2 separate regions of the Homo sapiens genome follow, and region 2 is linked to region 1. A link is a loop called in an ENCODE intact Hi-C map of the cell type or tissue named here. Cell type or tissue: mammary epithelial cell. All regions are shown on one strand. Each heading gives the region's core, and the rest is flanking DNA. Links, peaks and the distances in the headings are about the cores only. Region 1 has its middle 91 kb from the start of HIVEP1. Region 2 has its middle 3.0 kb from the start of HIVEP1.

The links. A loop is a pair of places that touch in the nucleus more often than their neighbours do. Peaks named below come from ENCODE experiments on the same cell type or tissue, not always from the same donor. Only the 100,000 strongest peaks of a DNase experiment are listed, where the experiment ranks them.
Region 2: a loop joins it to region 1, with 5 times the contacts of the local background. A loop is called at or near these places in 9 of 110 quality-filtered maps.

What each region holds. Positions count from the first base shown.
Region 1 is chr6:11,920,066-11,922,873 of GRCh38, forward strand. No RefSeq gene overlaps it. Among named protein-coding and RNA genes, the nearest start is that of HIVEP1, 91 kb to the right of the region's middle. In mammary epithelial cell, for the core only: no CTCF peak of the experiment used is centred there; a DNase peak (open chromatin) is centred at 1,156; H3K27ac peaks cover 530 bases.
Region 2 is chr6:12,007,907-12,010,714 of GRCh38, forward strand. It overlaps a transcript of HIVEP1 not described here. Among named protein-coding and RNA genes, the nearest start is that of HIVEP1, 3.0 kb to the right of the region's middle. RefSeq lists a silencer at 1,264-1,383 and an enhancer at 2,457-2,808. In mammary epithelial cell, for the core only: no CTCF peak of the experiment used is centred there; DNase peaks (open chromatin) are centred at 775 and 1,125; H3K4me3 peaks cover 2,208 bases; H3K27ac peaks cover 2,400 bases.

The DNA of each region.
Region 1 (2,808 bases), core at 92-2,591:
GAACCTGCTTGACTTTGAGCCAGCTATTTAAACTCTCTCAGCTTTCACGTTCTCACCTGAATAAAGGGATTGATAACAATACCTGCCTCACAGAGGTGTCGTCAAAGTACTTTGCATGGTGTCTGTGACATAGTGAACAGTCGTCTAGGATGACTAGTCAATGCATCTAGTCAATGCTAGCAGCTACTATCATTATTATTCGCACTCTACACAGCCAGTGTGGGGATTAATGGCATGATGTGCTTTGAGAGGGAAATTTCTCACTAAGCCTATTTTTTGTTTATTTGTTTGTTTAAGAGACAAGATCTCCCTCTGGAACCCGGGCTGGAATACAGTGGCACACTCATACCTCACTGCAGCCTTGAACTCCTGGGCTCAAGCGATTCTCCCACCTCAGCTTCCTGAACAGCTGGGAATACAGGCGCACCTCACCACACCCAGCTTCAGTCAGCCTGTTCTTGATGCCTGGAGTCCCTTATTAGAGAACTTCTCTGGTTTCCTAAATATTGTTCCTTATTTAAAATGCAACTTAGCACCTCCAGAAGTGTCTGTAGTGCTCTCTTGTCCCCATAAATGAGTTAGTTGTGTTCCAAGATGCATTCTACCATGGGCTGAGTGTCCTGGGTTTCTCAAGACGTATATTTCAATGTTAGGGCATATGTACACAGGCAGTTTTGGTAGGGCCCAACCTTCTTGTATATGTCAGTGCATAAGCATGGTGTGATACAGAGATGCTTAACCCGTGGGCCCCAAAACAGGGCATTAGGAGATCTGTGAGTCCCTCGATATTAGATGCAAAATTGCCTTGGTGCCCTTGTACCTCTTTGGAACCAGGAAATCCATAGCTTTTATTGGATTCTCAAAGGGCTCTATGGTTAAAGATTCATGATCATGGGAACAGCTACCTGGAACCAGCCCTCCACAGCCTCTTTCAGGTATGGTGGGTTTGCAAGGGGGCTTGGAGAGATCTTGAGGTGGTATTCCAGTCTGGGGGCAGGAAGGGATGGGTGGAGAGGCAAAGCGATGAGATCAGTGACAGTCAGATAAGCCCAAGGGCCCTGGGTGTCCTGGTGTGTCAGGGTGAGAGAGCAGACCCATACAGAGCCAAGCCAAACCCTGCTGACTCACAGCTTTCCTCTGGAAGCTGCCCTGCAGTGAGCGTGCAGACAGAGCTTCCAAGCAGCCCGAGAAGGAGCAAGAGCTTTCTCAGCAGGCAAGGGCGAGGCTGAGGCTGAGAGTGGAGCCTCTGGCCCTGGTGCAATCCTGAGCCTCAGGGGCACTGAGTTCTAGGCCCAGCTGCCATCTGATCTCGCACCAGTTCCTCCATCTACAAAGAAGGGGATTGAGGGGCTGACACTAGAGGTTCCTTAAAGTTTCTTCTGATTCGAAAAGAATGATTCTAATGATCCCATAAGCTTCCTCTTTGAGTATTTCTTACCCAGGAGGAAAATCTGACAGATTCAGGTTTTATGAAGCCTGAAGTGTATACAATTTGGGGATAGAGTTACCAGAGAAATTCCTGATGCCCAGTTAAATCTGAATTTCAGCCAAACAAATCAGAAAATGTTAATACATATATGTCCCAAATATCGCTCATGACATACTTATACTAAAAGGTTATTCACTGTTTACCTGATTTTCACATGTAACTGTGAGTCCTGAATTTTATTTGGTAACTCTGACAACTGTAGTTGGAATGAATTCTAAGTAAAAGAACATAAAATTAGGATTACAGAATTAAATACAAATGTGAAGGTTTATTGGAATGAGAAAAGTAATCACAGGAAGTCACCGGAGCTTTGAAGATTTAGGCCTGTTTCAGCAATTGGAACATTCTGCAACTCCTGGAACTCACAGGGATCCCCAGTAAGTGAGAGGCCTCAAGCCTCAGGTTTATAAGCATCACAGCCAATTCACATTTCCTGGGATGTTGGCGTCTTTTCTAAAGCCTTCTCTATTTATTACCCTAGTTTCATTGGTTCTCATGGCAGCCTCTCAAATTATACAATTGGGTATTTTTGTAACTCCATCTCTTCATCTCTTATTTTTTAGTCTTTTTTTTTATCTATTGGAGTTTGGATTTTTAGCTTTTCAATTTCATGGAAAAAACAGATTTTAAATAATATTTATGAAACAGTATAAGCCTTGCAGTTTAGACTATTTTAGAAACATCAGATTATATTAGTTATATGGGCAACTGGTAATTTTATTGTCTACATTTTATAAAGTCTAAAAAGAGAAACAAGGAATAATAAATTTTTCTTTCACTTAGAAACTGCTTTAGAGGAACATTTAATTTTGACTGTAGCCTGCAGATATGTCAAGATCTTTGTGTACATAAACACATATGCATATGTATATGTTCCTGAATGCTATGCAGGATTACCTTAAAGCATAACTAAGTCCTCCAAAATGATTGACCAGTAGGAAATCAGTCAAATTAGACAAAATTGTTCTGTCCTAAGCATATATTAAAATGTTTATGAGTAAAATGTATGTATATTTTAATTATCATAAATGAAGTATCCATGGAAGATATTTTGTTATCTTTCATTTTAAATTTGAACTAGTAGGTTCAATTTTTTTCTTATTGAAAGAAAGTATTCTTGAGCACTGTTACACAGATTTCACATTATTATAGCAGATAATGTTTTTGGCCTTGAAAATTCTTAATCTCTTCCTAATGATGGTAGCAATTGGCTTAAAATGTAATGTGATAGAAAATTAAAGTGACTATAAAAGAAAATAAAAGTAATTTAAGATGGAAGAAAAATGTAGAACAAGATAAGCAGAAAGAAATAGAGATGA
Region 2 (2,808 bases), core at 162-2,661, 88 kb after region 1:
TTTATCCTGTCTCCATTAATTTGTAATCTTCCAGAGGGCAAGGCCTGAACACAAGCTTCTGTTGGTGTAAAGTGGAGGCACAGGTAAGGCTGATTGCTAGACACTGCCGTCCTTCTTTATTAGTAATCTGTTAAAAAAAAAAAAATTCTTTGTTGTAGTGTTTTGTTAGTGATGGTCCCGAGACTGCTAACCTAATGAAAAACTATATCCAGTGTCTGCTAGTGTCCAGACAAAAGAAAATCAACAGTTACAAGCTTTTCATAACGTGAGGGGAAAGTGTGCGGATATTTTGACCCATAAGGGAATTTATGGTGTATGGAAAGCATGTTATAGAATTTGTTGCCTTTAGATTTTTATTCTTGTCTTTTCAAGGCTGCAGGACTGTCTCAGAAGGGAAATAATATTTACCTTCCAAACTGAGATCTAAAACCCGAACAAAGCCTCAGGAAACATACTCCACCACCATCTTACAAGTTTGTGCTACGGGTGGAGGGAAAATGAATCTAATGTAGGAGGCCTCCCGCTGTGCGTCTAGCAGGAAAGACCATACGGTGCAAGTCTCCAGGATCACTAGAGGGGTGGATTGTTCATTTCAGTCCAGGTAGCAACAGGAAGCCCGTGCAAATGTTCCTCTCTCACTGCGGGGCTAAGGAGTGTGGGTCCTTTCCCGCGACTACCTGCTTGCCTCTCTCAGAACCTGCAAGTGAAGTGCGGAAGATCTGTCTATCTTCTCGGCGGCGCAGAGCCCAAGGTAGAAACCGATGGAGGCGGTGCACTAGATAACATCAAAGCCCCGGGCAGGGGCCAGAAAGGGGGGCACAGGCAGCCCGGGGAATGAAGCGCCTCCCTCTAGCATTTCCTCTCACGCCCACTTCCAACCTAGGAGGCTTTTGGTTTCTGCTTTTTTGTTTTTAAAATTAAAAGTTAAACCCAGGAAGCTTTGGATCAGACTTTTGTGTTGCAGTTCGGGTAAGTTTTTCTCTCGGTTCTTTTGTCTGGCGCCTGGCTTGGGAAGAGCCTGGGCGTGGGGCAGAGTTGGCAGGGCGTGCGGGGAAGGTTTTGTCGCCGGGTTGCCCAGAGGAGGAGGGGATTCGGCCGGTGGATGGGAAAGCCCAGCGCGCGCGGAGGGCGGAGGGCGGAGGGCCGAGGGGAGGGACGAGCGGCGTGACCCGGCGGCCGGCGGGGAGGAACCTCCGGGATCTCCGCGTGGCGGTGGCGGCGGCGGCGGCGGCGGCGGCGCTGCCGGGCCGCGCGCTGGGCGGAGGGCCGGGGCCGCGGGGCCGCGCCAGGGGGGTGCCTGAGCCGGGCCCGGCCGGGCGGCCGCGTGGGAACCCGAGCCGTGGACGCAGCGGCGGGGGCGGGCAGGGTGGCGCGGGGCCCAGTGGACGCGGCTCCGGGGTGGACTTTGTGCCCTCTCCAAACTGTTCGCCAAGAAAAACGTGTGTTGAGCTTTTCAGTGACACTATCCTCCCTCGAACCCCACTTTCCCCAAGGGGGGCTCCAGAAGCGTTCACGCGGACGGTGGGGATGGAACCATAGAGAAATGGACCTCCAGGAGCCCCCTCTTTTTTGGGGGCAGAGAATGGTCACTTGCTCCTGCATTGTCCCAGGATTTTTGACAGTTGAAACTGCAGTTTACCATTCACATTCATCCTCCACATTCACCCTCTGCTTCATTTTTTTCCCACGCTGTGTTTATTTGATACATTTTGAGAAAATATATTGGATTTGCCACAAAACAAGCCTAAAGAAGCTACTTTATAGTATAGCCAGGTTTCCCTGCATCCTGATATCTGGGAAGAATTGTAGGCAGAATTAGGAAAAGAAACTGCATTTAGAAAATTCAAAAACTTACTAGGAAACTATTCTGTATTGTATATATTTCAAATAAAAGTTTAATATCGGTTTGCTGCTCAAGGAAATAGTTGAAATGTCAAAATTTACCTATCGTAATTCGAAATTGCATGTATGTTTTGTTAGAAAGTTCGTAGTAATGCTGAATCCTACATAAACATTGTGTTGACAGTATGTTGTGCTCAACAATTATTGGGTTAAACGTTATTCATTCAGTTAGCATTTTTCACTTCCAAAGTGATACAAACTTCACTCATTATCACATTACCTTTCTCCTGACAGATTAATAGCTATACGTTCACAGTTAAATGCATGTTTACTTTTGGATTCAAATAACCCAGTTGGGAAGTTACATTATATACTTTTTTGGTGATTGCAACCTATTGGATATCATTTCATTTCACAAATGAGAGATGGTTATAGCACAATGAAAATAAAAATTGCATTATTTCATCGTAGGGTTAGCATTAGTATGCTAGACATAATTGTACATGTACACAGTTGGATGATCTTTGCTTTTATAACCAAATTTACTTTGTAGTAGGCATATTTCTCCCTTTACATGATATTATTTTTGGCTACACACTCGCCATTACTGAGTATTCCATTTTTAATCATTCCCATTCTGGTGGTTTGAGCTTTTCTTAGCTCAAATGAGCCAGAGGTACGATTTCCTCAGGGGAATTTTAGGGGTCAACTCCAGCAGGAAAAACCTAGACGTCGTTATGGAAGCCCAAGGGAACAAAACAATTCAAGTTTGCACAGATGGCCAGCTGTCTTAGTGGTTGTATGGTCGTTTAGCATTTTTATTCCTTAAAAGGGGAAACCAGTTTAGTTTCATCAGGGATTTTTTTTTTTTTGCATCAATTTTGTTTCACCTTATTCCTCTCAAGTTTGAGGTGGCCCGTTAAACCAGCCACTTTTGCTTCTTGAGGTGGACCTGTGGAATTTCTG